Linked DNA regions of Homo sapiens: region 2 is linked to region 1. The links are chromatin loops, found by intact Hi-C in ENCODE. Cell type or tissue: natural killer cell. All regions are shown on one strand. Region 1 overlaps SRPK2 (SRSF protein kinase 2). Region 2 overlaps SRPK2 (SRSF protein kinase 2).

The links. Hi-C counts contacts between places; a loop is a spot of excess contacts. Peaks named below come from ENCODE experiments on the same cell type or tissue, not always from the same donor. Only the 100,000 strongest peaks of a DNase experiment are listed, where the experiment ranks them.
Region 2: it touches region 1 in a loop (2.7-fold over the local background); 3 of 110 quality-filtered maps call a loop at or near these places.

The regions. Positions count from the first base shown.
Region 1 is chr7:105,345,545-105,348,044 of GRCh38, forward strand. The region is part of intron 2 of SRPK2 (SRSF protein kinase 2); the gene reads right to left. Among named protein-coding and RNA genes, the nearest start is that of SRPK2, 42 kb to the right of the region's middle. In natural killer cell, no CTCF peak of the experiment used is centred here; a DNase peak (open chromatin) is centred at 1,247; H3K27ac peaks cover 2,326 bases.
Region 2 is chr7:105,299,635-105,302,134 of GRCh38, forward strand. The region is part of intron 2 of SRPK2 (SRSF protein kinase 2); the gene reads right to left. It also overlaps the pseudogene RWDD4P1. Among named protein-coding and RNA genes, the nearest start is that of SRPK2, 88 kb to the right of the region's middle. In natural killer cell, no CTCF peak of the experiment used is centred here; a DNase peak (open chromatin) is centred at 1,137.

The sequences.
Region 1 (2,500 bases):
TATGTGCTATGTAACAATTGTAAGTTATTACAGGGAATAACATGAAAGACAACTGAAACAGCTTATCTTTCAAAGGATGAAAACTTCTCAAACTCGTTCATCTATATATTCATTCATATTTATTTTACACATGAACATGTCAATGTGTTTGGAATACAAGTAGGGCAAGAAATTGGTGTCCAAAACAGACATGGTCTGTGAGCTCTTGGGCCTATGTTGTTCTACATCTGCTCTTTCCATTATCATAGCCATCAGCCCCATGTAGCTATTTAAATTTAAATTAGAGTTAAATAAAATTAAAAACCGGTTCCTCAGTCACACTAGTCACACTTCACATGGCCAAGGGCCAGCTTTCAGCTATGATACTGGACATCACAGATACAGAATGTTTCCATAATCACAGAAAGTTCTGTTCGGTAGCAAAGGTTTAAAACGTTACATACTTCCCTCTCTCTGCTGACTAGACATTAAGATGAAACTTAACTTCTTTCTTTTAAAAAAGAGTGCAAAATTTTACTGCTGTCTTTTAGGGAAGTACCAGGTGACAGTCTTTCTACAGGTGTACTTTATATCAAAGCTGTAAAAACTTCTAAGGTTTTCTAATCCAGCAAAATAATCACCAAATGCCTTTACCAAGGTTTTAAAGTTTTTTAAAAAATTCCTGGAGGTAAGTATTTCATCATCAGTAACTATTCCAATTTACTAATTGGCTTCAAACCATTCTCAACTGCATTCACAACTGCAGTATTTCCTTTCCTAGAAAGTGAAGGATTCTGCACTTAACTGATTATCACATAACTCTCTATGATGCAGAAAACAGCTCCTGCTTGTCACCTCTGCATGGTGACTGGAACACAGAGGGTACTCAAACAACTGTTATATGAAGGTCAATAAACTGTAAGTCTCCAGCACTGTCAAAAGCAACACAAGGCCAGGTGCAGTGGCTCATGCCTATAATCCCAGCACTTTAGGAGGGCAAGGCGGGCGGATCACGAGGTCAGGAGTTCAAGACCAGCCTGGCCAATATGGTGAAACCCTGTCTCTACTAAAAACACAAAAATTAGCCAGGCATGGTGGTGTGCGCCTGTAGTCCCAGCTACTCGGAAGGCTGAGGCAGAAGAACTGATTGAACCCCAGCAGGCAGAGGAGGTTGCAGTGAGCCAAGATCGCACCACTGCACTCTAGCCTGGGTGACAGCGCAAGACTCCATCTCAAAAAAAACAAGCAACAACAACAAACCCACAAAAGCCACATTCCATTTCACAACTCTAGTTACTGATGGAGCTTCCAGTCTTTGCTGCTTCTCATTTGTTAAAAAAAAAAAAAAAAAACTTTATTCACTGCATGATTTAAGCAGCACCAAACTGCTTGGGTATCGGTTTTCTGGGTCCCTGAAAATCAAGGACTTACTAAACAGTAAAAATTCTACATGAAGAAATAAAATATTGCACACTGCCCGGGAACCATAAAATTAATATAAATTAATTTATCTTTTACTTGGCTATGAGATAGACTGGCTTTTTTTTTTTTTAAGATTAAGGTTTCATTCTGTCACCCAGGCTGAAGTGCAGTGGGCATGATCATGGCTCACTGAAACCTCCACCTCTGGGCTCAAGCAATCCTCCCACCTCTACTCAGCCTTCTAAGTAGCTGGGACTACAGACATGTGCCACCGCGCCCGGCTAATTATTTAATTTAGTAGAGACAGGGTCTTGCTATGTTGCCCAGGCTGGTCTTAAACTCCTGGACTCAAGCAATCCTCCGGCTTCAGTCTCCCAAAGTGCTGGGATTACAGGCCACCATGCCTGGCTAATTTTTTCTTTAATTTTTGTAGAGACAGGTCTCACTAGCCCAAGCTGGTCTCAAATTCCTGGACTCAAGTGATCCTCCCACCTCACCCTCTCAAAGTGCTGGGATCACAGGAGTGAGCCACCATATTGACCACAGACTGGCTTATAAATATGTGTAACTACAGTGAGATATTCAGCCGAAGAATGAGGGGGAGGGGGAGGAGGAGGAAGAATTATGGCTGGGCATGACGGCCCATGCCTATACTCCCAGCACTTTGGGAGACTGAGGCGGGAGGATCGCTTGAGTCCAGGAGTTTGAGACTTGCCTGGGCAGCCTGGCAAGACCCCCATCTCTGCAAAAAAATTTTAAAAATTAGCCAGGCATGGTGGCACAAACTTGTGGTCCCAGCTACTTGGAAAGCTGAAGCAGGAGAATTGCTTGAACCCAGGAGGCAGAGGTTGCAGTGAGCTGAGATGGCACCACTACACTCCAGCCTGGGTGACAGGGCGAGACTCCGTCTCAAAAAAAAAAAAAAAGAAAGAAAAGCGGTAGCTTGCACAATTAATTCTAAATTACATTAACAAAGACATCTCAAATGTCTCAACTACTCATGAAAGACAGCTGTATCAAAATTGCACATTTCCTTGAAAACAGAAATCAAAATGTTTTCAAATTAGTCCATACCAGTGACATATACCATTAATATTAA
Region 2 (2,500 bases), 46 kb before region 1:
GTAATCCCAGCACTTTGGGAGGCTATGGCAGGCAGACCATCTGAGGTCAGGAGTTCTAGACCAGCCTGGTTAACATGGTGAAATCCCATCTCTACCAAAAAATACAAAAATTAGCCAGGTGTGGTGGAGGGTGCCTGTAATCTCAGCTACCTGGGAGGCTGAGGCAGGAGAATCGCTTGAACCCAGGCGGCGTAAGTTGCAGTGAGCCGAGATCGCGCCACTGCACTCCAGCCTGGGTGACAGAGAGAGACTCCATCTCAAAAAAGAATACAAAACAAACAATACATAGATCTAAAATATTTCCAAAATAAAAATCATTCCTTCCAGTCACAAGCATATGAAGTGCCCATCAAAAATTAAATATAATAAATATTTAACAGAGAAATTCTTTATGCTTCAACTTAATTCAAATGTACAAATTAATTTTTAAAACACAGTATTAGCAATAATTGGCCGGGCATCACCATGTACAGATACAATACATGGCGTGCATCTGTAGGCCCCGCTACTCAGGAGGGTGAGACAGGAGAATTGCTTCAACTCGGGAGGCAGAGGCTACAGTGAGCCAAGATCACGCCACTGCACTCCAGACTGGGCAAGAGACAGCGAGACTCCATCTCAAAAAAAAAAAAAAAAAAAAAAAAGTATATATATACATATTTAGAACACTATGTGCACATAGAAAACTTGTGTGACTTGTATAGTTATACATCTGACATCATGGCTGGGATATACTAATATTTCAACACAAACACAAATGTGACTATAAAACAAAACTGATTTTCTGCCACGACTTATGGAAACAGAAGAATAGCCACAGGAGGAATGTATTGTAATATTTTCATTTGTACTGTAACCATTTTCAAGGCCAAAATACAACTAATGGAAATTAATGCACATCTAAGCTTCATGTCAGTATAAAATTAAAAATGACCTGAGTACAACCTACAGAATGGGAGAAAATTTTTGCAATCTACCCATCTGACAAAGGGCTAATATCCAGAATCTACAAAGAACTTAAACAAATATACAAGAAAAAAATCAAACAACCACATCAAAAAGTGGGCAACGGATATGAACAGACACTTCTCAAAAGAAGACATTTATGCAGCTAGCAGACACATGAAAAAATGCTCATCATCACTAGTCATCAAAAAAATGCAAATCAAAACCACAACGAGATACCATCTCACACCAGTTAGAATGGCGATCATTAAAATATCAAGAAACAACAGGTGCTGGAGAGGATGTGGAGAAAACAGGAACACTTTTACACTGTTGGTGGGACTGTAAACTAGTTCAACCGTCGTGGAAGACAGTGTGGCGATTCCTCAAGGATCTAGAACTAGAAATACCATTTGACCCAGCAATCCCATTACTGGGTATATACCCAAAGGATTATAAATCATGCCACTATAAAGACACATGCACATGTATGTTTATTGCGGCATTATTCACAATAGCAAAGACTGGGAACCAACCCAAATGTCCATCAATGATAGACTGGATTAAGAAAATGTGCCACTTGGCTGGGCGCAGTGGCTCACGCCTGTAATCCCAGCACTTTGGGAGGCCGAGGCAGGCGGATCATGAGGTCAGGAGATCAAGACCATCCTGGCTAACACGTGAAACCCCGTCTCTACTAAAAATACAAAAAAAAAAAAAAAAAGCCGCGGCTCCGGGTCCGAGCCCACAGCCCACCGCTGGCAGCTGGGCGCTGCCGAGGCCAGGGGCACGCACGATTGGCACCTGCCAGTGCCAAGACTGTGCCGCCCCCACAACCAAGGCGCCAAAGGGGGTCGCCGGGCCTCTGGGCCGCTGCCCTCGCTTTGTCTTCGTTGTTGCAAGCACCGTCCACTCAGGAGGCGCCCCGCAACCGGTGTGACGAGTGCCAACGAGGACCAGGAGATGGAACTAGAAGCATTACGCTCTATTTATGAAGGAGATGAAAGTTTCCGGGAATTAAGTTCAGTTTCTTTTCAATATAGGATAGGTGAAAATGGTGATCCCAAAGCCTTCTTAATAGAGATTTCCTGGACAGAAACATATCCCCAAACACCTCCAATTCTATCTATGAACGCTTTTTTTTTAACAACACCGTATCATCAGCTGTAAAGCAGAGTATATTAGCCAAGTTACAGGAAGCAGTAGAAGCTAATCTTGGAACCGCTATGACCTGTACATTGTTTGAATATGCCAAAGACAATAAGAGCAGTTCATGGAGAATCACAATCCCATTAATTCCACAACATCGATAAGCAATATCATCTCAATTGAAACTCCTAATACAGCCCCATCAAGTAAGAAAAAAGACAAAAAAGAATAACTTTCAAAAGCCCAGAAGCGTAAGCTGGCAGACAAAACAGATCACAAAGGAGAACTTCCTCGAGGCTGGAACTGGGTTGATGTTGTGAAGCATTTAAGCAAAACTGGCTCTAAGGATGATGAGTAGCACTTGGAATTTGAGACAAGGAAAGAGCATTCTTTAAAAAGTAAAACT